2 separate regions of the Homo sapiens genome follow, and region 2 is linked to region 1. A link is an interaction called in ENCODE POLR2A ChIA-PET data of the cell type or tissue named here. Cell type or tissue: GM12878. All regions are shown on one strand. Each heading gives the region's core, and the rest is flanking DNA. Links, peaks and the distances in the headings are about the cores only.

Region 1 (9,785 bases), core at 2,107-7,106:
ATTTACTTGTTTCCCTCACCACTAAAATAAACATTCTATGAGGGCAGGGATTTTGGGTTTTTTTTTGTTTACCTCTATAATTCCAGCCTCTGAAACAGTGCCTGGCGATGAATAGATGCTTAATAACTTAAGGAATAAATGAATTATTTTATTGTGGGATTTCTTTGAATGTCTCATGATTCTGACTGTTCATTTCTGTTTTGTTTTTTGTTATTTTAAGTTCCCAGCGTGGGTCTTGTTGGGTGGTGGCCATTACTATAGGGTGGCTGGTATATATGGATTTTGTGTGTATGTTTGTACAAATGTATATGTTTGCTAATATTTCTTTAGCTGACAGTGCATTGGTTGCTGGGACAAGGATGGAGGCTTGGAGAACCTTTTAGTATGCATCTTTTGACATAATCTGTATTTTCAGTTCTTCATTGCTCCTGCTGATGTATTTTACTCCAGACCCATTTCAGATTTCGGTTCATTTTTCTTTAAACCTCTGGATTTGGGGGTGGAGAAAATAGATGAAAATAGGAGGTGAGGAAGAGAATTTGCGCATTAGTTAAATAGACTTTATGCCAATCCGTATTTTCAGATCTGCATTTAAAGCTTGCTTTCCATCTCCAAAAATTCATTGAAAAATTGAATGCTTATCTCCTGCACCTCACATTCTTGGTTTTATACCTTGAAAAAAGAAAAACTCCTCTGTTGCCATTTTAATAGCGTACTTTGAAAAAGATTAAGAAGTAAACACGTAAGGACAGAAGTTATCATGTTTTATATTCTTAGTGTCATGGAATGCAGCACAGGAATATCACATAAGGAAAAGCACAGATTTCTTGTTTTCCTCGTTTATTTTGGAAGCTTATCCTTCAGCTCTTGTTTATCTTTTTTTTTTTTTTTTTTTTTTTTTTTTTTTTTTTTTTTTGAGAGTCTCTCTCTGTTGCCCAGACTGGAGTGGGCATGATCATGACTCACTGCAGCCTCGACCTCCTGGGTTCAAGCAATCCTCCCACCTCAGCCTCCCAAGTAGCTGGGACCATAGGCATATGCCACCACATCTGGCTAAGTTTTTTATTTTTGTAGAGACAGGGTCTCCCTATTGTTTATATGCCTTAAGAGTCAAATTAACAGAGTACATAAGAAACACTCTCTTTTTAGCTCTCTTGCTAAGGAGCAGGTTTGAGATCTGTTGCCAGAACTTAGTACTTCGCAGTTTTATGGATTCCTCAGGAGTCTCGTCCATGGGGCTGGGGCGTGGCTACCCTCTGCTGACTCTTCCTAGGTTCCTGCTCTTCCCCAGCACCTCCCTACCCCCAGCCACTAGAAATAGACTGCTTCTTTCTTTCTTCTACTGCAGAAAACATGCACTACTGTACTTATTAAAATTAACTTAAAAAAAAAAAAAAAGCAGCTCGAGCTGCTTGAGTTTTTTTTTTAAGTTAATTTTAATAAGACATTGAAGGAAGAATTTTTTTTAAAGGGGGGGCTTATATGTATGGAGATTTATGGTGTGAAAGCAGGGGCAAACTCTAATGAATGAAGTTTTTAGAATTGATATGAACATGAACCCAAGATACTCAGACTTATTCCGAGAGTTCCTCTTAAAAACTGCTTTTCTCCACATAAATCCGAATGTCAGCAGTGGTTAGCTCCACGTTGGAGGAAGGGGGGCTTCATTTTGCTCTTTCTGCATATTTCCTGCAGTGATCTGTTACTTTCAAATCTGGGGGAAAGGTGCTCTCTTTTTCTGAATGAAGTCTCCACCTGCCTCCCTTGGGCCCAGGCTGCCCAGCTTTCTGGCTGCTCCCTGAGAGTCCTCCTTGGTCTTCCACTGACCTCCTTCACTTCCTTATGAAAGTATGTTTTTAGTCTCCCTAACCTGCTTTCTGTTTTCTCTCTCTCTCTTTTTTTTTTAATACCCTCAATTGTTTTCACTGGCCACTTTTTTTTTAAGACTGATGCTTGGCTGGGCTTGGTGGCCCATGCCTGTAATCCCAACACTTTGGGAGGCCAGGGCAAGAGGATTGCTTGACAAGGCCAGGAGTTCAAGATCAGCCTGGTCAACATAGCAAGAGCCCATCTCTACAACAAAATTTAAAAATTAGCCAGGTGTGGTGGTGCGCACCTGTAGTCCCAGCTGCTTAGGAGGCTGAGATAGGAGGATCCCTTGAGCCCCAGAGTTTGATGCTGCAGTGAACCATGATCTTGCCGTCCTGGGGAACAGAGCAAGACTGTCTCAAACAAAAAAGACTGATGCTACCTGCTTGGCAAAACCATGTTTTTAGAGCTATTTCTCCTAAGAAACCTGGTCTTTGTAGTTGTTCTGATGGCTTCTGTGACAAATAATGCCTTTTTTTTTTTAAGAGCTTTCAGATTCTTATTTCAGATCTAAACAGTGCTTTTCAGCTCTCAGTTCATCTTCAGATCAAAGAGAATAGTAGGCCGGGCGCAGTGGCTCATGCCTGTAATCCCACCACTTTGAGAGGCCAAGGCATGTGGATCGCTTGAGGCCAGGAGTTTGAAACCAGCCTGGCCAACATAGTGAAACCCTGTCTTTACTAAAAATACAAAAATTAGCCAAACATGGTGGCGTGGGCCTGTAATCCCAGCTACTTGGGAGCCTGAGGCAGGAGAATAGCTTGAACCCGGGAGGCAGAGGCTGCAGTGAGCTGAGATCAAGCCACTGCACTCCAGCCTGGGTGACAGAGTAAGACTCCATCTCAAAGAAAAACAATATTAATTTTTGGCTAATTTTTATTAGGAAAAAGAGAATATCCTGAAAAGAATATCATGCTAGTTTAAGGTTACAGATTTACTTTCTTCCCTGGGTTCCCTTTGGTTCATATTCTCTTGTTTAGAAATGATCCAAATACATTATTCTGAAGTATATGACAGTTTTTCCAAAATCAGTAAATACATATGTTGGTGCTTAAAACAGAAAGAAAGAAATAATGGCCTATAAATATTATCACATAGCTTATTTCTACTATTCAGAGATCTGTATAACTTAGGATAAGGAGCAGGTTGTTGAACGGTTTTTTGGTTTTTAAGTTTGAAGTACAGTCTGAAAGTACCTTTCAATATTGAAGGGCTGCCTGACTGAAACTTACATGGCTATCTCCTGGGCCTGAAGCACCACCGAGATCTGAACTGAAGGTAGCGTTTTGGGAGTCCTTAGCGTTTAGTTGGTATTTTAATATCTAGGGGTGAATGGGGTGGGAAGGGAAGGGAGTATGTAAAGGGAATAGACTGGAGAGCCCTGCGGATCCTCAGCATTTAGGAAACAGGGAAGACCTCCCACTAGAGGGGAGGGAGGAAAACCAGGAAAAGGCAAGATGGACTTCAGTGTTGGGTGTTTCAGGAGGCAGAGGAGGATAAACACCAACAATTTCATTGAATTTTGCCATAAGGGTATTTATCTCCCATAAAGCTTTCCTTGATTTTCCTCAAGCAGAAGTGCTCATCTCCTTGGTACCTCATCCAGGCATGTGAAACTTGGCACAAACATGTTGTAAAGGTTTGTTTATAGTTCTGTTTCTCCAAAGGTGTAGACTTGTTAAGAGTGTGGCCCACGGCTTGTTCGTTTTTGTGAGATGGTATTGTTTTGTGTCTTAACAACATGAACACTGACTCCATGTCTAATGTGTAATAGTCGTGTGACCTTTAACAAGCTGCTTAACATCTGTGTGCTTCTGTTTCATTGTCTATACCATTTATGATATGAGATGATAATAGCATCTACCTCACAGAAGAGCAGATATTTGTGAAGTGTGGAAAACAGTGCCTGGCTTACTGTCAATGCTATGTAGTGTTTGGTGGAGGAGAACTGGATGCAGCAATACTAATATTCTTAGCACAGTGCTGGATGTTTAACAGATATTTGAACGTGAAGATGTAGTAACCTGTGATGAATTCAGTTCCTAGCATTTTAAAATTCTACAAGCATATACAGAATATAATCATGGCCAGGCCATAGGAGAACTACAAATGGAAGTGGACTGAGAGGAAAGTGCATGTAGCTTTGTTTTATGAAACAAATCTATAGACTTTCAACAAAAGTACTATGTGATTCTAATTTCTTGTTGTTAGGAAGGAAAAACAACCTCCAAAGCAGGTGAGAATCTTTATGTTTAGGGATGAACAGCTTTAAACAGGTGAGTGGTGGATATCAGCACGGAAGGTATTTGTTTGGATGAGAGAAAATACTACAACCTTCCCAAATTCATCCTAATTTTTGCAGCTCAGAAAATTAGAAATATCAATTGATCCCTTAGACTTTAATTAATGGTAGATACACACTCATTCCATCAGCGAATGTTTGAACTTCTTCTGCACCGTATACACACTTTATAACAGGAACTATGCTATGGGATGGGGATAGGATGATAAATAAATTAGACACTGTACTCGCCCTAGAAGGGCTTTTATTCTTGTGGGAGAGGCCAATAATTGCAAGTACTGTGAGATACAAACTAGGAGATGAAGTATAAATGAAGAACTTGGGGTAAAGGGAGTGGAAAACCAGGCTACAGATGGTAACATTTAAATTGAGATGCCAAGGAGGAGGGTGTGGGGAGGCCCTTGCAGAATATCACTCTGAGGAAAGGCTGCAGCTGGGAACTTGAGGTGGGGCGGGGGAGGGGGGGGTGTTCAAGCAACTGAAAGAGGCCTGTGCGCCTCAAGAGCCCAGCGAGTGAGGGAGGGGGCTGGATGGATGTTGTGTGGATGCCGGACACTGGATCATGCCAGGTCTTGTAGCCACGATGAGGAGTATGTTATTAAACACAGTGAGAAGCCATGGAATGATTCAAACATGACTTAACCCAATTTGTGTTTTGAAATCTCTTTTGCTGGGGCCGGGTGTGGTGGCTCACACCTGTAATCCCAGCACTTTGGGAGCTGAGGCGGGCAGATCACGAGTCAGGAGATCAAAACCATCCTGGCTAACACGGTGAAACCCCATCTCTACTAAAAATACAAAAAATTAGCCGGGTGTGGTGGCGGGCGCCTGTAGTCCCAGCTACTCGGGAGGCTGAGGCAGGAGAATGGCGTCAGCCCGGGAGGCAGAGCTTGCAGTGAGCCGAGATCGCCACTGCACTCCAGCCTGGGCGAAAGAGCGAAAAAAAAAAAAAAAAATCTTTTGCTGCTACATAAGCTTTTCTTTTTTCTCTAATTGTATTTTAGATAGATTTAATATGTAAAATAAGAGAAACTGATTTCTTAGCTCAAAATACTGATGCCCTTGAATCATTTGCCAGAAATAGTTCTTCCCCTAAGAATCAACCCTTAAAAACCAGTTTACAGAGTAGACATCAGAGACTTGAGTTATAAAGTGATTTATATATAAAATGTTTTGGTGCCAGACAATGGTCTTGGAACCTTAAGTTGAAGTTTTCTTCTGCCTGCTAGAATCAGACTACATTCACTGTTAGGACGATTGGCATATCCAAAAAATGATAGTCTGAATATTGATTTATTTGTGTACACAGTTTTCCCATTTGTTCCATTTAAAAACTAACATGGTTTTTTATGGTCCTTATTAAAAGCAGTTACAGGGTGTTCTTTCGTTTGAGTTAGTTTGTGAAATAAATATCTGAATGCCTACTGTGTGGCAGGCACTGTTCTGCACTTTTAGACTATATCCATAAACTAAACAGGCAAAGGACCCCTGTCTTTGGGGGACTTACATTCTAGTGGAGGAGGCAGATAACAATAAATATAATTAGGGCCAGGTCCAGTGACTCTCGCCTTTAATCCCAGCACTTTGGGAGAGTGAGGCAGGCGGATTGCTTGAGTCCAGGTGTTTGAGACCAGCCTGAGCAACGTGACAAAACCCTGTCTCTACAAAATACAAAGAAATTAGCCGGGTATGGTGGCATGCACCTGTAGCACCTGTAGCACTAGGAGGCTAAGATGGGAAGATTGCTTGAGCCCCGTGGAGGTCAAGGCTACAGTGAGCCATGATCATGCCACCATGTTCCAGCCTGGGTGACAGAGCGAGACCCTGTCTCAAAAAAAAAAAAAAAAAAAAAAAAAAAAATTAGTAGAGTCATAGTACTAATAATTGGTATGTTAGAGGGTGCTGTGTGCTGTGAAATAAAAAGTAGAACAGCTAACATGGTGGAGGGTATAATTTTAAATAGAATGGGTAGAGTAGCATCATTGAGAAGGTACAATCTGAATAAAGGCATGGAAACCTGTACAGATACATAGAGAAAGAACATTCCAGGCAGAAGGAATGATCTATGCAAAGGAAAACCCCAAGGTCGGGGTGTACCAGGCCTGTTTGAGGAACAGTGAAGAGGCCAGCGTAGCTGGAGGGAGGGTATGTGAGAATATCTTGGCTTCCTAGGAATGCGTTTCTCCTCAGTCAATTTCAAAAAGTTCATAAGCCAAAACAGATGAATAATTAGGCAGAGATCTCCCATCCCATGAATGCTCTGCAGATGGTAACCTATAAACACCCAGACTCATGTCTTAACTCAAATTAGGTAATTCCAAAATAATGCAAATGTTCCTTAAATTCAGTTCATAGGGCAGCTGAGCAAACAAGATCTCTTTTATGTGAATAAGAAACTGAAGACTTTTGCCATTCCAATTTCTAGATCTCCAGATTAGAAGCCAAAAGGCTCTACTTTGCAGCAGAGGATGGCAAAGATGCCAAGTGCACTTGGCATCTTAAGAGAGGCAGCGATTGTGGGCTTAGGGAGAACTGCCTTTTAAGAGCAGCTTTTCTCAGGTCCCTTGTTTCTTTCGAGCTCAGTACCACCAAATCCTTTTCAATTTTTTATTTGGCAATCCACATTTTCTGTTCTTTGACGCAGTGAAATTTTCCATTTGTTCCCTAAGTTTCCAATCTTAAATTTGGCACACTACTTTCAAAAGGTCATAATCAATACCCACTATAGTAGAATATTGCCCAAGTTGTGTGTACATCACGTGTATTCTGTGGGTGTAGAGCATCAGCATTGTCTTGGTTTCACATGCACAATAATTTTTATAAAGAGCCACACCCAGTTTCTCCAGTGAGATCGCTAGAGCTGTTCCAGTCATACTTGCCCACAGCTAATCCTTTCCCATGTTGTTTCTGAATTTTATTTTTTGTAAGTAGAGTGTCCTTTTGTAGTTTCTTAAGCTTCAGATTGATTCCCAGTTTGTCATGGTTGGTCAGTTTGAATCCTCTTCTCTGAGTTGCTGTTCATTGTTTCCAGCTTAGTTTTCCATGAGGTTGGAGTGAAGTAAGATTACTAAAGACCTGTAATCCCAGCACTTTGGGAGGCCAAGGCAGGCAGATCATTTGAGGTCAGGAGTTCGAGACCAGCCTGGCCAACATGGTGGAACCCTGTCTTTACTAAAAATACAAAAATTAGCTGGGCGTGGTGGTGGGCGCTTATAATCCTAGCTATTTGGGAGGCTGAAGCAGGAGAACTGCTTGAACCCAAGGAGATGGAGGTTGCAGTGAGCTGAGATTGCACCACTGCCCTCCAGCCTGGGTGACAGAGTGAGACTCTGTCTCAAGAAAAAGAAGAAGATTACTAAATAAAATGTTGAGAAGCATGGAAGGCAAAAAATAGTCTACATTCTTCTCACAGCCAAAAAGGAACATGGCGCAAGTTCCTATCACTGTGAGTTAGAAAGGCCAGAAAGGAACGTGGCGCAAGTTCCTATCACTGTGAGTTAGGCAGGCCAGAAAGGAACGTGGCGCAAGTTCCTATCACTGTGAGTTAGGCAGGCCAGAAAGGAACGTGGCGCAAGTTCCTATCACTGTGAGTTAGGCAGGCCAGAAAGGAACGTGGCGCAAGTTCCTATCACTGTGAGTTAGGCAGGCCAGAAAGGAACGTGGCGCAAGTTCCTATCACTGTGAGTTAGGCAGGCCAGAAAGGAACGTGGCGCAAGTTCCTATCACTGTGAGTTAGGCAGGCCAGAAAGGAACGTGGCGCAAGTTCCTATCACTGTGAGTTAGGCAGGCCAGAAAGGAACGTGGCGCAAGTTCCTATCACTGTGAGTTAGGCAGGCCAGAAAGGAACGTGGCGCAAGTTCCTATCACTGTGAGTTAGAAAGGCCCTTCAGCAATTTAACAGGCCTTTTCTCTCCTTCCCCCCGGCAGGGCTGCATATAGATCACCCCCAAATCTACTAGTCTACTCTCTTTCTCTTTAAAAGGAAATGCAACTACCTCTTTTGGCCTCCAGTTCTGTTGCCATTTTAAATAGGAAGGTCAAGAACCCAGCATTGGCCAGGTGCAGTGGCTCACACCTGTAACTGAAGCACTTTGGGAGGGCTGAGGCAGGCGGATCACTTGAGCCTGGGCGTTCAAGACCAACCTGGACAACATGGTGAAACCCCGTGTCTACAAAAAATTAGCCAGGCATGGTGATATGCGCCTGTAGTCCCAGCTACCCGAGAGGCTGAGGGAGGATCACCAAGCCTGATGGTGGAGGCTGCAATGAGCTATGATCATGCCTGGGCAACAGTGAGACCCCGTCCAAAAAAAAAAAAAAACACCTAGCTAGCATTTTGTAGACTTAAATTTATTAACTATTGAATGATAAATTGAAAGAGAGAAATTGAATGCTCTCAAACAATACAAGCTTCTTTTTTTTTTTTTTTTTTTTTTGAGACTGAGTCTGGTTCTGTCACCCAGGCTGGAGGGCAGTGGCATGATCTTGTCTCACTGCAACCTCCGCCTCCCGGGTTCAAGCGATTGTCCTGCCTCAGCCTCTCGAATAGCTGGGACTACAGGCACCCACCACCATGCCCAGCTGATTTTTGTAGTGTTAGTAGAGATGGGGTTTTGCCATGTTGGCCAGGCTGGTCTTGAACTCCTGACCTCAGATGATCCACCTGCTTGGCCTCCCAAAGTGCTGGGATTACAGGCGTGAGCCACCGTGCCCAGCCACAAGCTTATTCATAAATCCTTCTTTAGTTCCTACTCTGATAACTGGATTTTATTTATAACTAAACCTATGATGGGTTTTTATTCAGTTATTTTTAATCCATTATATCTGTCTAAAATGTTGTACACCTGAATGTGAACTCGAAAGTAATTGTGTAATGATGAATGAATGAAGTGAACTTGAGTGACTTTTTTGTACCTCTTCATGTTGTAAAACATTTATTTTCCTTTTAATTCTAAGAATAACTGTAACACGAATCTACTTCATATCTTTCTTATCCTTCTGTTCTTGGTTTTGCTATCAATGGTTTTGGATTCCATGCTCACAATGTGGGGACCTCCAGGATATTTCACCTGGTGCAGCCAAGTGAATTCACTTAATCACTACAGACAGTTACACTTGAGGGTTTTTAATGGTAAAATTTTTTAATTTTCAAAATTTGTTATTTATTTATTTTTGAGATGGGTTCTCACTCTATCACCAGGCTGGAGTGCAGTGGCATGATCATGGTTCACTGCAGCCTTGATTTCCCAGGCTCCAGTGATCCTCCCAACTCAGCCTCCCGAGTAGCTGGAACTATAGGCATGCACTACCACACCTGGCTAATTTTTGTATTTTTGGTACAGATGGGGTTTCGCCATGTTGCTCAGGGTGGTCTTGAACTCCTCAGCTCAAGCATTCTACCTTCCTGAGCCTCCCAAAATGCTGGGATTAGGTGTGAGCCACTGCGCCCAGCCAAAAAACTTGTTTTTAATTTTCAGCTCTATTTAAGTTGGAAATCCTCAAGGAAGTGAAAAGGGGTGAAAATGAAGTGGAATGTATTTACTAAACATTTTTTTTTTTGGTTTTGTTTTTTGAGACAGGGTCTCGCTTTGTCACCCAGGCTGGAGTGCAGTGG
Region 2 (9,785 bases), core at 2,595-7,594, 95 kb after region 1:
TCTGGTTGCAGGGAACTCCCGGTACTGTAGCCACAGGCCAGGGTTTTCCGCCCTGTGCTATTTGCAGAGGCAAAACCCGGACCTCCTGAGGGAGGGGTGAGGACTTGTTTGGAAGGAGCATTTTAAAAGACAAGTCATTCTCAGAAGAGTTTGCTTGGTAGCATTGTTAATGATAGAACAAACTAGAAACAATCAAATAACAGTAGAGTAGGTAGATAAACCGAGGTATAGTCCTACAGTGCCTAGCTACAGCAGTGAAAATGAACTACAGCTGCCTGTATCAATGAAGGATAAATCTCACCATGTAGGGCAAGAAAAGCATGACACAGAATACACATGGTGCGATTAAAATGGTACAAAGTTGAAAAACAAGCAGAACTGAACAATATACTGCCTAGGGATGCATACATGTGTAATAAGACTATGAGGACAAAAAGGAAATGATTAACCCCCAAATCAGGGAGGTGATTATCCTTGGTCGGGGTGTGGCAGGACAGAGAGAATGTTAAAATTTCTGGTTATATTCTGTTTCTTGGATTGTGTGTTCTGAGCATATGTATTCTTTTTATTTTACTTAGGTTTTTAAGTGGTACATATTTTATATACATACACACCTGTGTTTTATATGTATAATGTATTTCCCAGTTGAAAGGTAAGACAAATTGGCAGGTCCTTAGATGGACTAGAAAGATCGTCCCATGAATTTCAAGGGCTGCATCCTCATTCTGAAGTGTGGTTTTCAGTCACAGTTCTCAAAGTGAAGGTATTTGGTTTCAGCCTCCTACTTCTGGGTTTTAGGCATTTGTGGACTTTCATTTCTGCAGGCTTCCCCTTCTTTGGGGTGTGGGGATGGCTGGGCCAGCCGCTTTTCTCCCCAATGATTGTTGTTCTCTTCTTTGTGTCCGTATGTCCTCAACGTTTAGCTCCCACGTATAAGTAAGAACACACATATTTGGTTTTCTGTTCCTGCCTTAGTTGGCTTAGGATAATGGCCTCCAGCTCCATCCATGTTGCAGCAAACGACATGATCTCACTCTTTCTTATGGCTGTATAGTATTCCATGGTGTATATGTACCACATTTCTTTATTCAGTCTAGATGTTGGTGTGGATGCAGTGAAAAGGGAACACTTCTACACTGTTGGTGAGAATGGAAAGTAGTACAACCATTACGGGAAACAGTGTGGAAATTCCTTAAAGAACTAAAAGTAGATCTACCATTTGATCCGGCAATCCCACTACTAGGTATCTACCCAGAGGAAAATAAGTCATTATATGAAAAAGATATTTGCACATACATGTTTATAGCAGCACAACTTGCGATTGCAAAAATATGGAACCCACCCAAATGTCCATCAATCAACAAGTGGATAAAGAAAATGTGGTATATATCATACCATGGAATACTACTCAGCCATAAAAAGGAATGAAATAATGGCATTTGCAGCAACCTGGATGGAATTGGAGACTATTATTCTAAGTGAAATAACTCAGTAATGGAAAACCAAACATTGTATGTTCTCACTCATATGTGGGAGCTAAGCTATCAGGATGAAAAGGCATAAGAATGATACATGGGACTTAGAGGAAAGGGTGGGGAGTGGTGAGGGATAAAAGGTTATACATTAGGTACAATGTACACTGCTCAGGTGATGTGTGCATCAAAATCTCAGAAATCACCACTAAAGAACTTATTCACGTAAGTTCCTACCTGTTCCCCAAAAACCTATTGAAATAAAAAAATAAAAAAATTTAAAAAAATTGCTCTACCGTAAAGACACATGCACACATATGTTCATTGTAGAGCTATTCATGATAGCAAAGACATGGAATCAACCTAAATGCCCACTTGAGGGTGGAGGGTTGGAGGAGTAAGAGGATCAAAAAACTCCCTATCAGGTATTATGCTTATTACCTGGGTGATGAAATAGTCTCTATGCCAAACCCCTGCGAGACAATTTACCTGTAAACAAAGCTGTACATGTACCCTTTAACCTAAAATAAGAATTAAAAAAAATAAAAAGAATATTTCTGGGCTGGGTGCAGTAGCTCATGCCTGTAATTCCAGCACTTTGGGAGGCCGAGGCAGGTGGATCATTTGAGGTCAGGAGTTCGAGACCAGCCTGGCCAACATGGTGAAACCCTTTCTCTACTAAAAATACAAAAATTAGATGGGTGTGGTGGTATGTGCCTGTAGTTCCAGCTACTCAGGAGGCTGAAGTTGGAGGATTGCTTGAGCTCAGGAGGTCAAGGCTGCAGTGAACTATGATTATGCCGCTGCACTCCAACCTGGGTGGCAGAGCAAAACCCTGTCTCTTAAAAAAAAATAAAAAGAGAAAAGAAAACCAGTAAAACCATTAAGGAGTATTTACATGATTGAGGCCATATTAATATGCATGCTCAACCAGAGTGCTAAGTTTCTAGTTTTTCCTCCACCTGCCCAGTGTATCATCTCCATGCCACTCAAAGGAGATTGCTTTATTTTCTCTTTGAGACAGTCTCAGTCTGTTGTCCAGACTGGAATACAGTGGTACCTCTCAGCTCATTGCAACCTCCACCTCCCGGGTTGAAGCGATTCTCCTGCCTCAGCCTCCCGAGTAGCTGGGATTACGGGTGCCTGCCACCACACCAGGCCAATTTTTGTATTTTTAGTAGAGACAGGGTTTCATCATGTTGGCCAGGCTATCTCAAACTCCTGACCTCAAGTGATCTGCCCACCTCACCCTTTCAAAGTGCTGGGATTACAGATGTGAGTCACCACGCCTGGCTGGAGAGTGCTTTTGATGTCCAGGTCGAGTGGATTCTCTTTTCTTGCATTCCAACAGTCCTTCAAATCATGCTGCTTTTTAGTTTGTTTCATATTTGAACCACTGTTTTATTAGCTTTTACTTTTTCATGGAGTTTTTAGTTGCCTCTTTTTTCATTGTGGTTAAAGGAATAATGTACCTTTACTCTGCTCTTGAAATTATCCAGTGTGATAATCCATTACATCAAGCTTGTCCAACCCGCAGCCCAGGACAGCTTTGAATGCGGCCCGACACAAATGTATAAACTTTCTTAAAACATGAGATTTTTTCCGTGATTTCTTTTTTTTTTTTTCAGCTCATCAGTTATTGTTAGTGTTAGTATATTTCATGTAAGGCCCAAGACAGTTCTTCTTCCAGTGTGACCCAGGGAAGCCAAAAGATTGGACACCCTTGTATTACATCATATTTCCTTCCTTGCTGGTAACATTGTTTCCAGAAAGCTCTTTCCTGCTTCTCCAATCTGGACAGGTGATTCTTTAAGCAAGTTGTTCAGGTCTCAATCTGAGACTTCCTTTTGCAACTTCTGTGAGTTAGATGTTTTCTGTATTCTACGTCTGTTTCTTTCTTGTTTTACTCTCTTGATTAGCTGAAGTACATTTTTTTTTTTTCATGTTTTTCTTGAGATGGAGTCTCGCTCTGTCGCTCAGGCTGTAGTGCGGTGGCGTCGTGATCTCAGCTGACTGCAACCTCCGCCTCCCGGGTTCAAGCCATTCTCCTGCCTCAGCTCCCAAGTAGCTGGGATTACAGACACCCGCCACCGCGCCCAGCTAATTTTTTGTATTTTTAGTAGAGACAGGGTTTCACCTTGTTGGCCAGGCTGGTCTTGAACTCCTGACCTCAGGTGATCTGCCCACCTCAGCCTGCCAAAGTGCTGGGATTACAGGTGTGACCCACCATGCCCGGCCTCTTTTTTTTTTTTTTTTTTTGAGATGGAGTCTCGCTCTGTCACCCAGGCTGGAGTGCAGTGGCGCGATCTCAGCTCACTGCAAGCTCCGCCTCCCAGGTTCATGCCATTCTCCTGCCTCAGCCTCCCAAGTAGCTGGGACTACAGGCGCGTGCCACCACGCCCAGTTAATTTTTTGTATTTTTTAGTAGAGACGGGGTTTCACCATGTTAGCCAGGATGGTCTCGATCTCCTGACCTCGTGATCCACCCTCCTCGGCCTCCCAAAGTGCTGGGATTACAGGCGTGAGCCACTGCACCCGGCCTCCCGGCCTCTTTCTTATAGTCTGGTAGATTGTCTGCATTTTGTCTTCTAGACCTTCTAGTGAAGGTGTTAATTTGACAGTCATATTTTAAATTCTCCTCTCTCTGGTTCTCTGATTATTTCATTCTCATAGCATTTTGCTCTTTTTTTTTTTTTATTGAGGCCAAATTGTGTTGAATCTCTCTGGCACACTAATTAGAATTATTTTTAAAATTATCTCCTGACCCTCAAATTATTTTATTTCCTCTGGGATCTGGTTGTTTATCTTGGTCATCCTTATTCAGGCTGCTGGTTTCTTTCAATGGCTGCTGATTCACATGAGTTCACTCATATTTCACAGTGCAGCACAGTGTGGCATGTCCAGTGACATTCATTGAGACTTGGTACCCGTGCCCCTTTCAGAGTGAATTAAAGACATGCCTTCAGGCAGGAAGTTGAGAGAGGCCATATTTTGGAGTGTTCATCCTACAGCTTTTATTGTGGTCTGGTCTGCTCAACCCCAGCATAGTTTCTTTCTGTGTGTGGAGAAGTGGGGGGGCTCGCGGCTCTAAGGCCAAGCCTGTCACTTCATAGCTCCCTGACACATTGCACATTAGCTCTTGCTCTTCCTGTTCACACGGAGCTTTGCAGAGTGCCATTAGCCCCACAGCCATCCTGAAGTCGCGTTTCCCACTCTCTATCCATTGTAACTGAGGGCCTCTCCTGCCACCCCAGGGCTGCATTTGGAGTTACCAAATTTGCTTGTGGGCCAGGAGACCCTGGAGTTTTGCCATCCGGTCCTGTTGCCTCCCTACCCCCTCTGCTTTCTGGACTTCAGAGGACTAGCGAGAGGGAGGGAAGGAGCTGAGGGTTTGTACAAGAAGCCTGTCAGATCCAGAGTCTTGCTAAAGTCAGCGTCTGCCTCTCCTCTGTCTCTAATAGCAGCTCTGTGCTTTCCTAGAGACAGGTAATTAGTGGTTAGAGGCTTGCTGTGGAGTGGTTGAAGTTTCCAGTAGGATCCTGACCACACCCTTCAGCCGTGTTTATCCTTGATGTGGAGGTCTCTTCGGGCTTCACTTGAGCACTTTCAGTATTTCTGTAATGTAGGACAGAGAACACCCTGCCTTGCTTGGCCTGGGACCAGAGGATGACTTAAGATCCACGGCAGCCAGCCTTCCCTCCACCCTCTGGCCTGGTCTCCCCGTTACCATGCAGCCAGGGCTGAGGAGAGTGTCGCCTAGCCAGGGGACATCCCACAGAGGAGGAAAGAGAAAGCAGATCCAGGAGAGCCTCCCACCAACCTCTCGTTCTTTCAGGCTTTCTCTGGCATGCCTTGCGAAGTCCGGTTATCTGACCCATCCCTGGCTGGCTCTGCCTGGCTCTTGTGGAGAGGACATGGCGGGTGGGCTTCGACTCAGATCATGCATTGCTGTTGCTTCTTCTCAGTGCTCCTGGGCCTGCACATCTGGGTTAAATAAGTTAAGCTGGCTCCTCTGAGCAAAGGGGAAGCAAAAGCCACAGACTGAGCCATAGAGATGAGCTCATCCTGTAGAAGCCATCAGCAACGGCTGGAAAGCAGTCTTGTTTGAACATGTGTATGGGAAGGAGAGCAGACTGTCTGTGGTTTGTGTTTTCATGTTTCATGTGCAGCAGCATTTTCCTGGGGATTTGGCTAAGCTAGCTTTGGCAGGGAGCAGAGAGGCAGCTGCTCTTAACTTTCCTCTAGATAGCCCTGCCTCCCACCTCTGAGAGCAGTTGGGCTTTTGTGTCTAGACGGGGGACAAAGGGTGGCTTTATATATTAGGGAAGGGCTTGCAGCAGATCCTCAGGGTCTTGATGGACAAGTCAGAGCTGTGTTAGTCCGGGGCACATCAGCCTGCTCATCTGAGTTGCAGAGAGAAGGAACATATGCCTAGAGGGGCGCTTTTCAGCTGGAGGCATCACTATCATCATTCTCGCCGCTAGAACATCCTGTAGATGAAGAGCTGCTGCCCTGAACTCCACCAGGCCCCTCTTCTGGGACTTCCCCCTTCATGCCTCCCACCCCATAATCTAACACTGCTATACTTGGTAGGGGAGGTGGTAGGGGACAGGATGGTACCACAAATGTAGGCCAAAACAGCTATTGTTTCTAGTTGTGAGCCAGTCTGGAAGCAAGGTCCTCTTCCGTCCCTTTGTGCTCCCCCCAGAACCTGCTGTCCCGCAGCATTTGGCCACAGTATCCCCTGGTAAGGCTGTCCTCACACGGCTCTCCAGAGCTCAGGGGAGTGGACTCTCCTTCCCTGAGCTCCCCAGGAAGCATCTTGGAGGGCACAAGCAGAGCATGAGCAGTGTCATCTCTGCATGTCTGACCACACCCCCTGTCTGGACCTCACTTGCTCTGGCACCTCATTTTGCCCTCTGGTTTCGCTGACAGCTGTTTACGTGTCTCTAGGAAGAATTGGAACTAGTCATGTTTCTCCTATCTGATAGGGCTGCTTTTGGAAAACATGGCCCCAGCACAGGTATCTTAGGAACGGCCCGAAAGAGGTTGGGCCTTTGGGATACGGGAGTATTGCATAGAGGAACCAGACTGCCTGGGTTCAGATCTCAGCTCTGCCACTATTAATAGCTGTGTGTCCTTGGGCAAATTACTCAACATCTCTGGGGCTCAGTTTTAAGGGGTAGCTTCCTTTTAACGTATTTGTTACACAAGTGATATGTAAATATATATAACTCCATCATCCAGGATTGATCTCTCTTAACATCTCAGAGTATGTCCTTTCAGATTTTTTTTTTTTTTGAGATGGAATCTTGCTCTGTCACCCAGGCTGGAGTGTAGTGAGGCGGTCTTGACTCTCCATCTTTACCATCCTGGCCAGGCTGGTCTCAAACTCCTGACCTCAAGTGATCCACCTGCCTCAGCCTCTCAAAGTGCTGGGATTACAGGCATGAGCTACGGTGCCTGGCCGTAATATATTCTGTTCTACAGACTGTACTGTGAGGTCTAATCAGTGTCGGGTGTTATCTTAGGCACTGCACACACAGTGTACGAAACAGAGTCCCTGCTCTCGTGGACTTGATGTTCCACTGGAGATGATCTTAAAGAACAAGCAAGTATGTCACGTGGCAACAAACAGCAAAGATTGAAAGTAAAGCATCATAAGGGAGACAGGAGGACAGGGACATGGGCTTCTAGTGCAAAGGGGACAGTTTGAATGCCCACCTACTTCCTTTATAGCCTGCTCTGACAATGATATTAAAGGAATATTCTTAAAAAAAAATTAACCCATCAAGACTACAAGGGCGGGGTGCAGTGGCTCATGCCCCTAATCCCAACACATTGGGAGGCCAAGGTGGGTGGATTGCTTGAGCCCAAGAGTTTGAGACCATCCTGGGCAACGTGGCAAAACCCCATATCTACAAAAAATACAAAAATTAGCCAGGTGTAGTGGTGTGTGCCTATAGTTCCAGCTACCTGGGAGGTTGAGACGGGAAGATCACTTCAGTCCAGGACATAGAGGCTGCACTCCAGCCTGGGAGACAGAGCCAGACCCTGTCTCCAGAAAAAAAAGGAGAGGAGACAACAAAATTTCCAAACCTAGGATACGTAGGGAGGAGCAGTAACTGGATCTGAGAGATGACACCTTGGCCAGCAGTCCCTCAAGTCTGCTTTCCCATTTCATATGGAACTTGCTCCTTCCTTGCCCCAGCAGGAGAGTAGAGCAGAAATGTCTGGAGAGGGTGACATACCAGGTAGCCAGGGAAGGTGGCTCACTCCTGTACTCCCAGCACTTTGGGAGGCTGAGGTGGGCAGATCCCTTGAGTCAAGAGTTGGAGATTAGCCTGGGCAACATGGGGAAACCCTGTCTCTACAAAAAATACAAAAATTAGCCAGGCATGGTGGTGCATGCCTGTCATCCCAGCTACTCAGTAGGCTCAGGCAAGGGGATCACTTGAGTCTGTTTGGCAGAGGTTGCAGTGAGCCAAGATGGCGCCACCGCACTCCATCCTGGGTGATAGTGGGACCTTGTCTCAAAAAAAAAAAAAAAAAAAATCACACGAAGGGTGACACACCAGGTCTGGAAGAGATTCAAGGTACAGCTGAGAGTGGGGTCAGGGCACTGAGGTGTGGAGAGATGAGTGGATGTTTACACCTTGAGCATTTGCAGTGTTGCCGTGATCCCCCGGCCCCCATCCAGCTGCTGCCCTTTCTCATCCCCAGAATACTGTCAGCCAGGCTTATAGCTCCATATGTGCAATTGGAAGTCATTTGTGGAGAATCTGCCCAGCCCGAGAGAAAACCTAAACTATTGAGGTTCCCTAATACAAAAGAACAGCCTGACCACCTTAACACGAAGCTCCAGGTGACCACAGCGACACCCACAGAGCTGCCCTTCAGGAGGGAGTGGACAGGCAAGGGTGAGCAGACTCTAAATAAAGCCTCAGCTGAAAAAGAGAAGACAAGAAAAAGAAGGGAAGGAAAAGAAACCTAGAGGAGACAGAAACTGTGTGGGGAGAAGACATTTCAAGAACTATAATTAATCTCAGAGAAATTATGCTGCTATATTGAATGTATAAGAATATTATCAATAAGGAATTTTATTAAAGCTCTTGGAAATTAAAGATACAGCAGAAATGGAAAATTAAAAAAATAGAAGAGTAGAAGATGAAGTTGTGAAGAAAACTTCCTTAAAAGTTGAGCACAAAGACAAAAGAGATGGAAGATGGAGAAAAGATAAGAAAGTCAGACGCTGAATCCAAGAAGTTAAATATCCAAATGGGTGTTGCAGAAAGAAAAGGCAGAGAAAATGAAGAAGAAAGGTCTTTAAAGAAATAATTCAAGACAGTTTCCCAGGTCTGAAGAACATGATTTTTAAGATTGAAAGGGCTCAGCAATTACCTAGCACAATGGATGAAGATAAAACCACTTTGAGATCCAACCACACCATCAGGGCATTGGAGACAGAAGAAAACAGGTCACAAAGAACTGGGCATCATAATGATCTCAGACTCCACAACAACAGCATTCAGATCTTCTTATTTTTATTTATTTTTATTTTTTTGAGACAGAGTCTCACTTTGTCGCCCAGGCTGGAGTGCATTGGTGCCATCTTGGCTCACTGCAACCTCCGTCTCCTGGGTTCAAGCAATTCTCCTGTCTCATTCTCTCTAGTAGCTGGGATTACAGGCGCACACCACCACGCCCGGCTCATTTTTGTATTTTTAGTAGAGATGGGGTTTCGCCATGTTGGCCAAGTTGGTCTTGAACTCCTGACCTCAGGTGATCTGCCTGCCTGAACCTCCGAAAGGGCTGGGATTACAGGTGTTAGCCACTATGCCCAGCCAGCATTCAGATTTTCTTTCTATCCTAAAATTCCTTTTTTTTTTTTTTTGAGACGAAGTCTCACTGCGTTGCCAGGCTGGAGTGCAGTGGCACAATCTCGGCTCACTGCAACCTCCGCCTCCGAGGTTCAAGTGATTCTCCTGCCTCAGCTTCCTGAGTAGCTGGGACTACAGGCGCGTGCCATCACGCCCAGCTAATTTTTTTTATTTTTAGTAGAGACGGGGTTTCACCATGTTGGCCAGTCTATCCTAAAATTCTTTAGCAAGAAGCAAAAAAATTTTTTTGAGACAATGTCTCACTTTGTTGCCAGGTTGGAGTCCAGTGGTACAGTCATAGCTCATGGCAGCCTCAAACTCCCGAGTTCAAGTGATTCTCCCACTTCACCTTCCCGAGTAGTGGCGACCAGAGGCAGGTACCACCACACGTGGCTAATTTATTATTTTTTGTAGAGATGGGGTCTTGCCATGT

The links. Peaks named below come from ENCODE experiments on the same cell type or tissue, not always from the same donor. Only the 100,000 strongest peaks of a DNase experiment are listed, where the experiment ranks them.
Region 2: POLR2A ChIA-PET joins it to region 1 with 7 read pairs; 7 of 35 experiments call an interaction of 5 or more read pairs at or near these places.

What each region holds. Positions count from the first base shown.
Region 1 is chr11:126,218,474-126,228,258 of GRCh38, forward strand. All of the region lies in intron 1 of FAM118B (family with sequence similarity 118 member B), which reads left to right. Among named protein-coding and RNA genes, the nearest start is that of FAM118B, 12 kb to the left of the region's middle. In GM12878, for the core only: no CTCF peak of the experiment used is centred there; no DNase peak of the experiment used is centred there.
Region 2 is chr11:126,313,246-126,323,030 of GRCh38, forward strand. All of the region lies in intron 2 of DCPS (decapping enzyme, scavenger), which reads left to right. Among named protein-coding and RNA genes, the nearest start is that of TIRAP-AS1, 14 kb to the left of the region's middle. RefSeq lists a silencer at 2,569-2,774. In GM12878, for the core only: no CTCF peak of the experiment used is centred there; DNase peaks (open chromatin) are centred at 4,483 and 5,576; H3K4me3 peaks cover 632 bases; H3K27ac peaks cover 1,830 bases.